Regions from separate parts of the Homo sapiens genome. Here region 1 is linked to region 2. The links are chromatin contacts, found by Hi-C in ENCODE. All regions are on one chromosome and are shown on one strand. Each heading gives the region's core, a stretch centred on a gene start or an enhancer-like site at or near the end of the contact. The rest is flanking DNA. Distances are from core to core; before and after follow the strand shown.

Region 1 (5,200 bases), core at 2,034-4,533, 110 kb before region 2:
CTCTAACAGTTTCCTCTTCTTGCTTTCGCCATCTTAGAAGTCATGAAGAGCTCTGATGATGTTACTGGGTAAACAGCCTTGGCCTGAGGTTGAAGCAAGGAAACTCTGGAGTTCAACAAAGACACCAGGCCTGATGACCAACACTGTAACTACTAGACAGTGATACTGGACAAAACAACCAATCTCTCTGGCATCAGCATCATCAGTGATAAAATCAGAATAATGATAATTCAATCTTCATAGAGTTGTTGATAGAATTCAGTGATGTGAATTATGAAAAGCAATTAACTAACATAGTGCCTGACACATTAGAACTGCTTATAAAAGGATGGGAACTTTTACTATCATTTCCCAGGGACCAAATGAACACTCTCTTTCTTAATAGCACTGGAACCTCTGAGCTATCTTGAGACTTTACTTTAGGGAGTAGATATGTGTTATTTTGGTAGTAATTTTTAAACAAGATGTAATTGCATACAATATTCTTAAGAGTTGAGTGTGATTAGCGTATGTACTAATAAGATATATAAATATATACACATACATGTGTATATGTGTTGTGTATATGTGTGTGTGTATATATATATATATATATATTATATATAATTTGAAGAGTAACACCCCAGTTAAGATATAGAGCATTACCATCACCCTAGAATGTTCCCTTGAATGTCTTTCCAGTCTATGCCCCCACCTCCATAGTCGACCACTATTCTGATTTTTATTCCATAAATGAGTCTGCCTATTCTTGAACTTTCATATAGGTAGAATCAAACAGTAAGTACTCTTTTTTTCTGGATTTTCAAGCTCAATATAATGTGTGTGTGATTCATCCATGTTGTTGCAGATGTAGATCTCAGGTCAGGCCACTTATTTCTTTTTATTCCTGAGATATTCCTTTATGCCAATATATTATATTTATTTTTCTGTTTTCTTGTTGTTGGACGTTTGGGTTGTTTCCTGGGTTGTTTGTAACTTTAAAAGTTTATGCCATTTTTAAAAACTTCAAAAGAGATGGTATGGTATAAATAATTTTGCATTAGTTGGCTTTATTCTACACCTTATGAATAGAGTACAAGCATCTAATAAACATAGATGGTAGGCTTCGGAGTGGAACATTAGATTTAGATTCCAAAATGGTGCATGTACAGCCTTAGCTTCCTGGGACTCTTTATTGTCTGACTGCCACTAGAAGGTTGGCTGGCTCCTGCCAGGAAAACATTGTTGCATTTACCCTGAGTGGACCTTTTCTGTGTGTGCCCTCAGAGCACTTAAGAGAACATAGAGCTGTCACTTCTCAAGTTTACTCACCAGGCTATAAGCTTTCATTATACCTATTTGGTAACAAATGTTTGCATAGTGACAGAATTTGGTCTTAGACTCACTTTTATTGCAACCTGGTTATGAGACAGCAAAGAGGCCAATGCCCTCTTATACTACCAACAACAAAAGCACTTATAGTTACCAAAAAATGAATGATAATTATGAATGATAATTGGCTCAATACCTATTGGCTCAATACAGAAATAATATATTTCAGGTAACTTAAGTATAAAACAAAATCATTATAAAGAAATTGCCATTTTTTTTTTCTACTGACCTAACCACCCTCCTACGGCACCAGGTAAGAATTTTTCTGTGCCAAGGGTTTGTGGTTTATACTATCAAATGCACATTAAAATTTAACTTCCCATTTTCAATTAAATAGAATTGAGTCACAGTCAGTACATATCCAGAAAGGTTCACATCTTGTGATGCACTTATAAATCTGATCTTGTAAGTCCCCAAATCATATCTGCTTTCATGCATTTGTTTCTTCATTTCCTGCCCAAAGAATGTTTGGAGGATTATTTTGATCCTACTGTAGTTTAAGACCATGCCCTTACATGACTTAGTTTATTGAATATTTTGCTAGCTTATTTTTATTTTATTTTATTTTAAAGTTGTTAAGAACCAGTGGATTGTTAGTTGAAATATGCAGGGCTGCATTCCCCCATCCCATTACTACCTTTATTTCAAGTGAAAGTTTGCCATTCATAGTGCCTTTGCTTCCTAATGACCTCATTCATACCAAAATTGGGACCTGGAAGCTGAGGCCCGGATTTTTCTCTGACTCAGTTTCCTGTGTTCCAAAAAAATTCCTTTTCCTATATTAATTGTTATTCTTCTTTTGTTAAGACTTAAGTGGTTTTAAGGTAAATTCTCATGTTACCCTCTAATGCCAACTTGAGCTGTTTAAAATATCGGAAGCGCTCCCACAAATGAATTGTGTTCCCACAATTTCCTAGCATCATTCATTGCTCTCATTTCACAGATGCAAACACAAAAACACATCCTTTTGTACATAACAATCATAAATACTTTCCCAAGGTCAGGAATATTTCTGTCAGGAAAGCCCTATTTTACCAAAGAACAGGATGTTTTGATAAACTAAATATTCTGAGAATTATCATATGTACCTATCAAGGTTTCTATTGTGAAGCCTTCTCTCTCTTCACTGAGAAAGAAGTCGGCCCTTTATCTGTCTTCCTTGCTTCCTAATCTCCCACCCAAGAGGTTCAACTATTGGCTTAATGATTCACTAATTGTGAGAGATGGTGATTTATGATATTAGGGAAAAAAAAGGAAGCCTTTATAGTTGAAAAAAAATTAAGATTGTTCTCATGTTTTAATCCTACATCTATTTCTGGTCTGACTCTAGTCTTGCTTTGTTTTATTTTTGCATTTGACTGTCATCTTGATGTTTACTTCGGTCTACTTTAGAATCCTTGTCTTCATTCTGGCTTTTCTGCTTGTCAGTTTTGGGTTGGCTTTATTTATTTATTTTGTTTGGGGGCAGGACATAATCTCTTGCCCTCAGGCAAAATCAGTTGCTGACTCTCCCCCGTTTTTTCTCCAGGGTCTAGGTCACTTTATTAGCATATCTTTCATGTTTAGGTAAGACTGCTGTCGCTTTTTGAGAAGTTAGTAGGTATCCTGTGGATAAAAAGTGATATCAGGCTTTTTTTTCCTTCTCTCTCTCTCTCTCTCTCTATATATATATATGTATATCAAAAATATTAAGCACATGGATATGATTCTTATACGATAATTTGTCTTTCAAAATGATACGAAACACAAGAAGGTACATGCAGTTGATGTGATTATGACACATTGCTCTATTATGCCCAGGAAAGACTGTTTGATGAAGCCTGGATTTTTCATAATTCAGAATCTGGCTCAGCTACCTGGTCTTGTCAACTTCCAAAAGTGACTCACCAGTGACTCAGACTCAGAGGATTGTACCATGCGAAGCTTGAGCCCCAAAGGCTTTGGAGTGAAACAGGCTGGTCCAAAGTTTTAGTTCAGCTGAGATATCCTAAGTGTATTATTTGCAGGTTGAGATTTGATTATGAGAAATGAAGATATCTACCTTATAACATAGTTTAAAGGCAAAATAGTCTAATATATACACAAACACATATAGAGGCAAGATGAAGTAAAAATGGTAGCTGTGGTTGTTCTGAGAATGATTATAAAACAGAATTTGTAGAAAGAGACATATTGTTAAGAGGCTTATATAACTTACATAAGACAAAAATTATATTAGCCAAATTACATTTAGTAACTTTGTTGTATAAACATAGAAGAGCAGAAGCAATCAAATCTAGTATGCAGATTTTCCATGAGTCAGGTTATGACATCCTAATTCTTTCATCTGCACAAGATAATTAGACCTGCCTCCAGGACCACACAGATGGAGACAGTGGAAGGGCACCCTTGATCCAAGGTCAGCATCATCAATATTTCCTTTCAGTTCACTCAGTGCTCTTTCTCACTGACACATGCTTTAGTTATATGATCTTCAGTCTGGGTCTAGGCATGTCTTGCTGGTCGTTGAATTATATGTTTTCTTATTTTTTCTGATGAATTTTTAGGAAAGAACATCTCTTCACACTTATGTGCTGATACAGTTGGGAGACTTATGATGGCAATTATATTTTTTATTAATCACATAGGGAAAAAAGTATAAAGACTAAGGAGTGCATAAAAGCAGGAAGGAGTAGTGTGGTTAAGTGATGGGCGAATGAGAAAGAAAGCCGGGGTCAAGATGATAGAGGGTGAAATATTTGTTGACACTGTATTAGATCCTGTACAATGGCATGGACACTTAAAATACAAAAGGTATATACCTGAAAATTGTTTGCCTAAGCCTTTACCTTATGAAAGTAGATGGAAGAATATGTAACATTGTCTCCAGTTTTTTTTAGCTTTCCTCTTAACTCATCCATTATTATCTCTTTTTGCAAATCCAGAAGCAGGCCAATTTCCAGATATCAATTAACTGAGTTACTATCTTGCCGAAGGCAAATGTGTTTATTGGTCAATTTACCAAACTCCCATTTTCAAAAACTATTTTTGATGGACAACATTTTACTTTCCCTTTCATGACAAGCTGCTAAGGGATCTTCAATATGTCTGCCACTGCTTCCTGCTATTAGCAGCTGGAGAATGACAGGATGAGAGGCAAAGACACAAGAGAGTTGGGACTTAAGAAGATATTTCACCTGAATAATCATGGAATATAAAAATGCAATAAATATGCTATGAATATACTATTTTGCATGATGCGATTGTGTTGATAAGAATTCTTCACATATATTCAATGAATTTACATTTTGCACTATTTTTCTTGGATATCAAGAACTGTAACAATTGTCCACTTGCAGGATTAATAATATATTCTAAAAACAATAAATTCAAAAGAATGCTCTGTGTTTGAGAATATAGTCTTACAATTATATCTTTCATACCCTCTGTAGTATCTGTCTCTTCTACCCTGAAGCTCATCCGTTTCTCAGCTCACCTATTTTTCAATTCCCCTTTCTCTGCTCTCTCTTTCCTCAGCCTCCTCTTTTCTTTGTTCTATAGCTCCAGCTGGAACAGTGCGGACTGTCACAGAAACAAACCAAACATTCCTTAAAGTGCTATAATTAGGGCAAAATAAAAATTCATGAGCCACAACTATGTAGTAGAAAGGTATAAGTAAATTTGATGAATCAGTCATTTGGTGAATTAGACTTTCAACTAATTGGCTTTAGGCATGTTGCCCACTCAACAAACTGACTTCTGGTGGATTCACTTAGAACCTGTGTATTCTGGGAAGAGGTAGAGTGGTGAAAGCATAAAGCTTGGAAGAGATTAGGGTTTTGCATTTTTT
Region 2 (5,046 bases), core at 2,172-4,671:
GTGACTGTTTTCAAGAATTAAAACAGTTCTGTTGAGTTACCCACAACACCTGCTCCTCTGACCCAGTTACCAGATCCTTAGTAACTCAAATCCCTGTTACCACAGCCTCGGTCCAAGTGTCATAGTCTGCCACCCTCCACCTGGGCCCCAGGCCCTCTATGTTATATTTTCTGATTTTTCCAGCACCCTGCTATAATTTTCCATGGTCTTCCACAGACTGCAGTTAAAGATTCTTCATTACTGGAGCATCTCCTTCCATTTGTACTCTGGCCTTTCACATTGTTTCTTCTCTTCTCCAAATCCAGTCAACCCAAACTGCTCATAGGTCCCCAAAACCCCATATTATCATTTATCCATGTGCCCAGCTCTTCCCTTTGCCTGGAATGTGCCATCTCCTTATCTACCTAAAAAAAGTAAAAGAAAAAATCTGAATCTCTGAGTTAAGGAGTTTTTGGTGAAAACCTTTTGTTCACTTTGCAAAGGAAGATTGTTTTTCACTCATGTCTAGATCTTGTTCATGGTATCACTGTGACTCTTATCACAGTGCTGCACAGTTTATTTCATTGATAGGATATTCAGCTACACTTTGAGCCATTAGAACATCCAGGTTGGTTTTATTCCTCTTATTCCCAGATGCTAGCACAGTGCCTGGCACGTTGGAGGCACTTCGTCAATGTCCATTAAATGGTTGATGGATTATTTAGTTGATTTATGTTTTTCTCTCTTTTTTTGTTCTTTAGCTAAGTGAAGAAAGAAATCACTCATAGGGTAGAATACAACCATGTTGGCATGTCCACAGCTATGTGAAATAAAGATTTGGGTCATTGTTAGCATCATGAGGAGAAGCAGGGACATTTATAAAGGAACATCTGAGCAGTGATCTTTTATTTTCTGTCTGACATTGCTAGATAGAAAAATTTCACTTGACCTTCAAGTATTATTTATTCGCCTCAAAGACAGCTGGGCTCCGTGTGTGTAGGCAGGCATGTAGAATTTTGGAGAAGGGAATATGATTAGATTATTGTTACTTGGATGATTTGCTTATTATGTTTCTCTGTAGTCACAGTTAAGAGTTTCATACGTGAGAGATGGACTTGCTTGAGTCAAAGAAACCATTTGCTTTCTGATCTCTTTAAACAGTAAAGGAATCACCTGTTCTTGTTTAGTCTCTGTGATCATTTATTATTTTTTATTATTTCAGCAACTAAAGCTATTCCTTAGTGCTTAAAAAATATTGACAAAATATAAAATTCTTCCTTGATTATGCCTTTTCTCTCTGCCTTTTCAAATTTGACTGGCTTTTGGTTGAGATATTCTTCTCAGATGAATAAGTTGAAATGGGAAGGTGTTTGTGTGAGTGCAGCACTGTTGGTCTAAACAAAAATGATATATCAAAAGATCTATGAGAGTAAGTCTTTTATTGAAAATGTGAATTTTTACAAAATGGTAAAACTTACATTTTAATGGGGCTAGGTTCATGTTTTTGTTTTTGTTTTTTAACTGAATAGTTGGTACATCTGGAATTAGCTTCAGTTCCCTTGGCTGACTTAAGTTATAGTAACATTGGACAATTGCATAGTCTCTCTGAGGTTTGGTATTTCCAGTTTTAAACATGGTTAACAATGCTAGTCCTTTCTCTTATTCATAGAAATTAATCAAGGAATAAGATGTTGATCTAAAACATTTTATAAGATTTATTAATTATTAGGCCCGGTGCAGTGGCTCATGCCTGTAATCCCAGCATTTTGGGCAGCCAAGGCGGGCGGATCACAAGGTCAAGAGTTCGAGACCAGCCTGGCCAATATGATGAAACCCTGTCTCTACCAAAAATACAAAAATTAGCCGGGAATGGTGGCGGGTGCCTGTAGTCCCAGCTACTCAGGAGGCTGAAGCAGGAGAATTGCTTGAACCTGGGAGGCGAAGGTTGCAGTGAGCCGAGATCACGCCATTGCACTCTAGTCTGGGTGACAGAGCGAGACTCCATCTCAAAAACAAAACAAAACAAAACAAAGATTTATGAATTATTTAATATATAAATACAAAAAAATACCTTAGCTGCTAGAACCTATGTTCCAATAATATGACAGTGAGATACCATTTGATGATAGGTAGGCTTCTGTTTTTAGTTTAGTTTATGTAAAAATATATTTAATTCCATATTTCATGAATATCCCCATAAATAGGCTTGAATAAATATAATTTTATAATTTGAATAGGTAATCTTGCTGTTAATAATTTAATTCTATTGAAACCAGTTATCCATCCCAAATTTACAGCATCCCATATTCATCATAAATTTTCTTTATTTTGATGCAAAGTCGCTTTCCTGTGGGAACAGCTCATGGAATTTGCATATTTAAGTTCCACTGTTTCTAGAGGTCATTGCCTGTTTTGTTTATAAGCTTGTTCCTTCTTAATGTTTCCACTTCAGTTAAACTTGAGATCACAGAAAGAAGGAAAAAAAATTGAGTAGTGGGTATCCCTTCCTATTGGATCTTCAGTTTAGCAGAAAAGCCCTGAAATTTTATGAAAAGTGTTTTGATATGAAAATTTTATCCTATTGACTAATCTCCAAATGTCTGGACTTCACATGGTTGCTTAACCAACACCCAACCCATCTTTACATGTATAACTTTCTTGGCTATTCCAATGTTACTATTTCTTTCTTTTACTGCTCCTATTCATTTATTTCTACAAACCAGTTCTGTAGAATATGTAACTTAATTGTCACAATCAAATCACTCTGTGGCAATAAGAGAAAGCCAACTGTACAGCAAGAGAAATATGTTATAAAACATCAACTATTTATTTATTTATTTATTTATCTGAGACTAGGTCTCACTCTGTTTCCCAGGCTGGAGAGCAGTGGTGTGATCTCAACTCACTGCAACCTCTGCCTCCCGGGCTCAAGCGATTCTCACACCTCAGCCTCCTGAGTTACTGGTACTAAAGGCACACACCACCATGCTCAGATAATTTTTTTTTTTTTTTTTTTTTTTGGTAGTGATGGGGTCTTCCTATGTTGCCCAGGCTGGTGTCAAACTCCTAGGCTCAACCTATCTGCCTGCCTCGGCCTCCCACAGTACTGGGATTATAGACCCAATCCTGGCCATAAAGACAACTATTCTAAGGAGAGTTTGCTCTGTGAGTGATTTTGAAAATGCCCTAGAGATTTTTTGCTTTAATTTTTTTCTTAGGGCTTTGAACCTATATGAGTCCAGAGTTAATTTTGTTACACAATAGATTTTTTTTTTTTAAGAATGGTTCCTGCATGCATATCCCCACCAAGTTTTCTTCTGAGAGTTGAAATGTTGTCTGGTCGAAAGATATGAGAAGCTACTAAGTTATTGCTTAGTCATTTCCTCATGAAGATAATTTTTGCTTTTATTGGCATTGGCTGACCCTTCATGAGGAAGATAAACATAAGATTTTCGCAATCAGTTATACTCAGAACAGAAATACTAGAGAAGGTGCAGGAAGAGGACAATGATGACTATAAAAGCAGAAGAAAGTAGGACTTACAAAGAAAGATCAAAGCAAGTGGAGTCCCTTTATCTGATCAGGAGGCATGTAAGGGCATGAAGACATTTCAAAGAAAAGTCACTAAACAGACTTCTTGGAAAGTTAAAATGATGAAGGTAGAAAATGGTTCCAGTCTCTAGAATTTTAAACTCTGAAGAAAAACAGAAGTTTGATAGATAACTTTTCATTTGCTCAAAAAGTGATGCTAAGTTAGAGAGGAATGGTAGATCAGCTGCTCTGTTTTCACAAAAGATCAAATAACAAGAATTTCCTTTTGTCCTGCAGTGTGATGGATTTAGGCCAACCCTTGGGTCACTTTAGGACACTTAGGTTTTTAAGCATTGAATTAAGTATGTCTCTAGAGTTTATTATCATTTGGAGTAAAACACTCTGAAGTTTGAGGGCAAAGTAATATTATCTTTAGCCTGAATTGATAAAATATGTCCTCAATGACAAAAGGTGGGAAAAAATTTTATGACAGGTCTTCCTGCTTGATGGTTTTAGGTAGTTGGTGAAAGCAGAATGAAGATCCCAAATTAAACCCAAGATTTGTGCAGGGTTGGGTTTCACATGAATCTGAAAATAACTAGAAGTTTGGTTGTAAAGGTGGCCCAAATTATATTTGCCTGTGGGAAATTAGAGGAGAGAGAGCAAGCAAGCAGACAAATTTGGTCCACCAGCCAATCCTTAGTTAATAGACATGAAGAGAAAACTCTATATGAGATATGATGATTGCCTCTCCTGTTCCTAGGCCCAGAATTAAGTCTAGAAAAGGGGTTTAAGTCTAGAAAAGTGAAAGGGCTAGCAGGTGGAGAAAAGCCAAAAAATAAAGGTCTTAACGTTTATTTTAATTAAAATTCCTTAAGATGTTGGGCTCTTAGTAAAACTATTTTGAGATTCATATGTCTAAATGTGACACAAAATAGGGAGAAACATGAAGCCCACATTTGTGCACAAAATAGTCGTGGCTTTAGCATCCTGAGTAACCCACCGTGTACCACTTTGACATGCTGAGCATTCCAGCAGAGGTGTTTGGTACAGGCAGGGCCACCAGCAGAGGTGGCATTGCCAAGAGGGAGGTGACCATAGTGGGTAACATAGGCAATTATTTCCCGGCTGCTTATCAGCAGCTGAGGTCTTGGCAGTCGACATTGAGAAGGGCCAGGACTTTTCGGGAAGCACACGTGAGACACTCTGGAAGATGTCTCAAGATCACTGGAAAATTGTTGTCACTTTTACCAGTATGTGGGACGGAAGTGAAACTAAATAAAGTTTAGGTTACTCTAGCTGTGCACTGGGCAATGGTGGATGAAGAAATACTGGTGCATGTAAAGAAAAACAAAATCTGGTCATGTCAACCTCATGAAATCTTAAGATAGAGGTGATCCTGACAAGTTGCAATAGAGTGAGACACAAAACAAAGCCAATATTAATGGAGGTGGGCAATGATCAGACTTGAGAAATAGCTTTTTTTAGTATAAAGATCATCCATTATTTATCTAGAGCTATATGTACATATGTCAA

The links. Hi-C counts contacts between places; a loop is a spot of excess contacts on that map. Pooled maps may share reads with other maps.
Region 1: a loop to region 2 is called in a map of endothelial cell of umbilical vein, with 4 times the contacts of the local background. The contact joins two enhancer-like sites. A Hi-C loop is called at or near these places in 7 of 168 maps with a recorded cell type or tissue (cardiac septum, endothelial cell of umbilical vein, heart left ventricle and 2 more) and 9 of 50 pooled maps.

What each region holds. Positions count from the first base shown.
Region 1 is chr3:30,340,559-30,345,758 of GRCh38, reverse strand. No RefSeq gene overlaps it. Among named protein-coding and RNA genes, the nearest start is that of LINC01985, 180 kb to the left of the region's middle. RefSeq lists an enhancer at 2,457-3,656. Within about 2 kb of position 3,283, at least 13 of the 41 ENCODE cell types and tissues checked have a DNase peak (open chromatin) inside an H3K27ac peak, as active enhancers do; they include endothelial cell of umbilical vein, where a contact is called at or near this core.
Region 2 is chr3:30,226,491-30,231,536 of GRCh38, reverse strand. No RefSeq gene overlaps it. Among named protein-coding and RNA genes, the nearest start is that of LINC01985, 290 kb to the left of the region's middle. Within about 2 kb of position 3,421, at least 6 of the 41 ENCODE cell types and tissues checked have a DNase peak (open chromatin) inside an H3K27ac peak, as active enhancers do; they include endothelial cell of umbilical vein, where a contact is called at or near this core.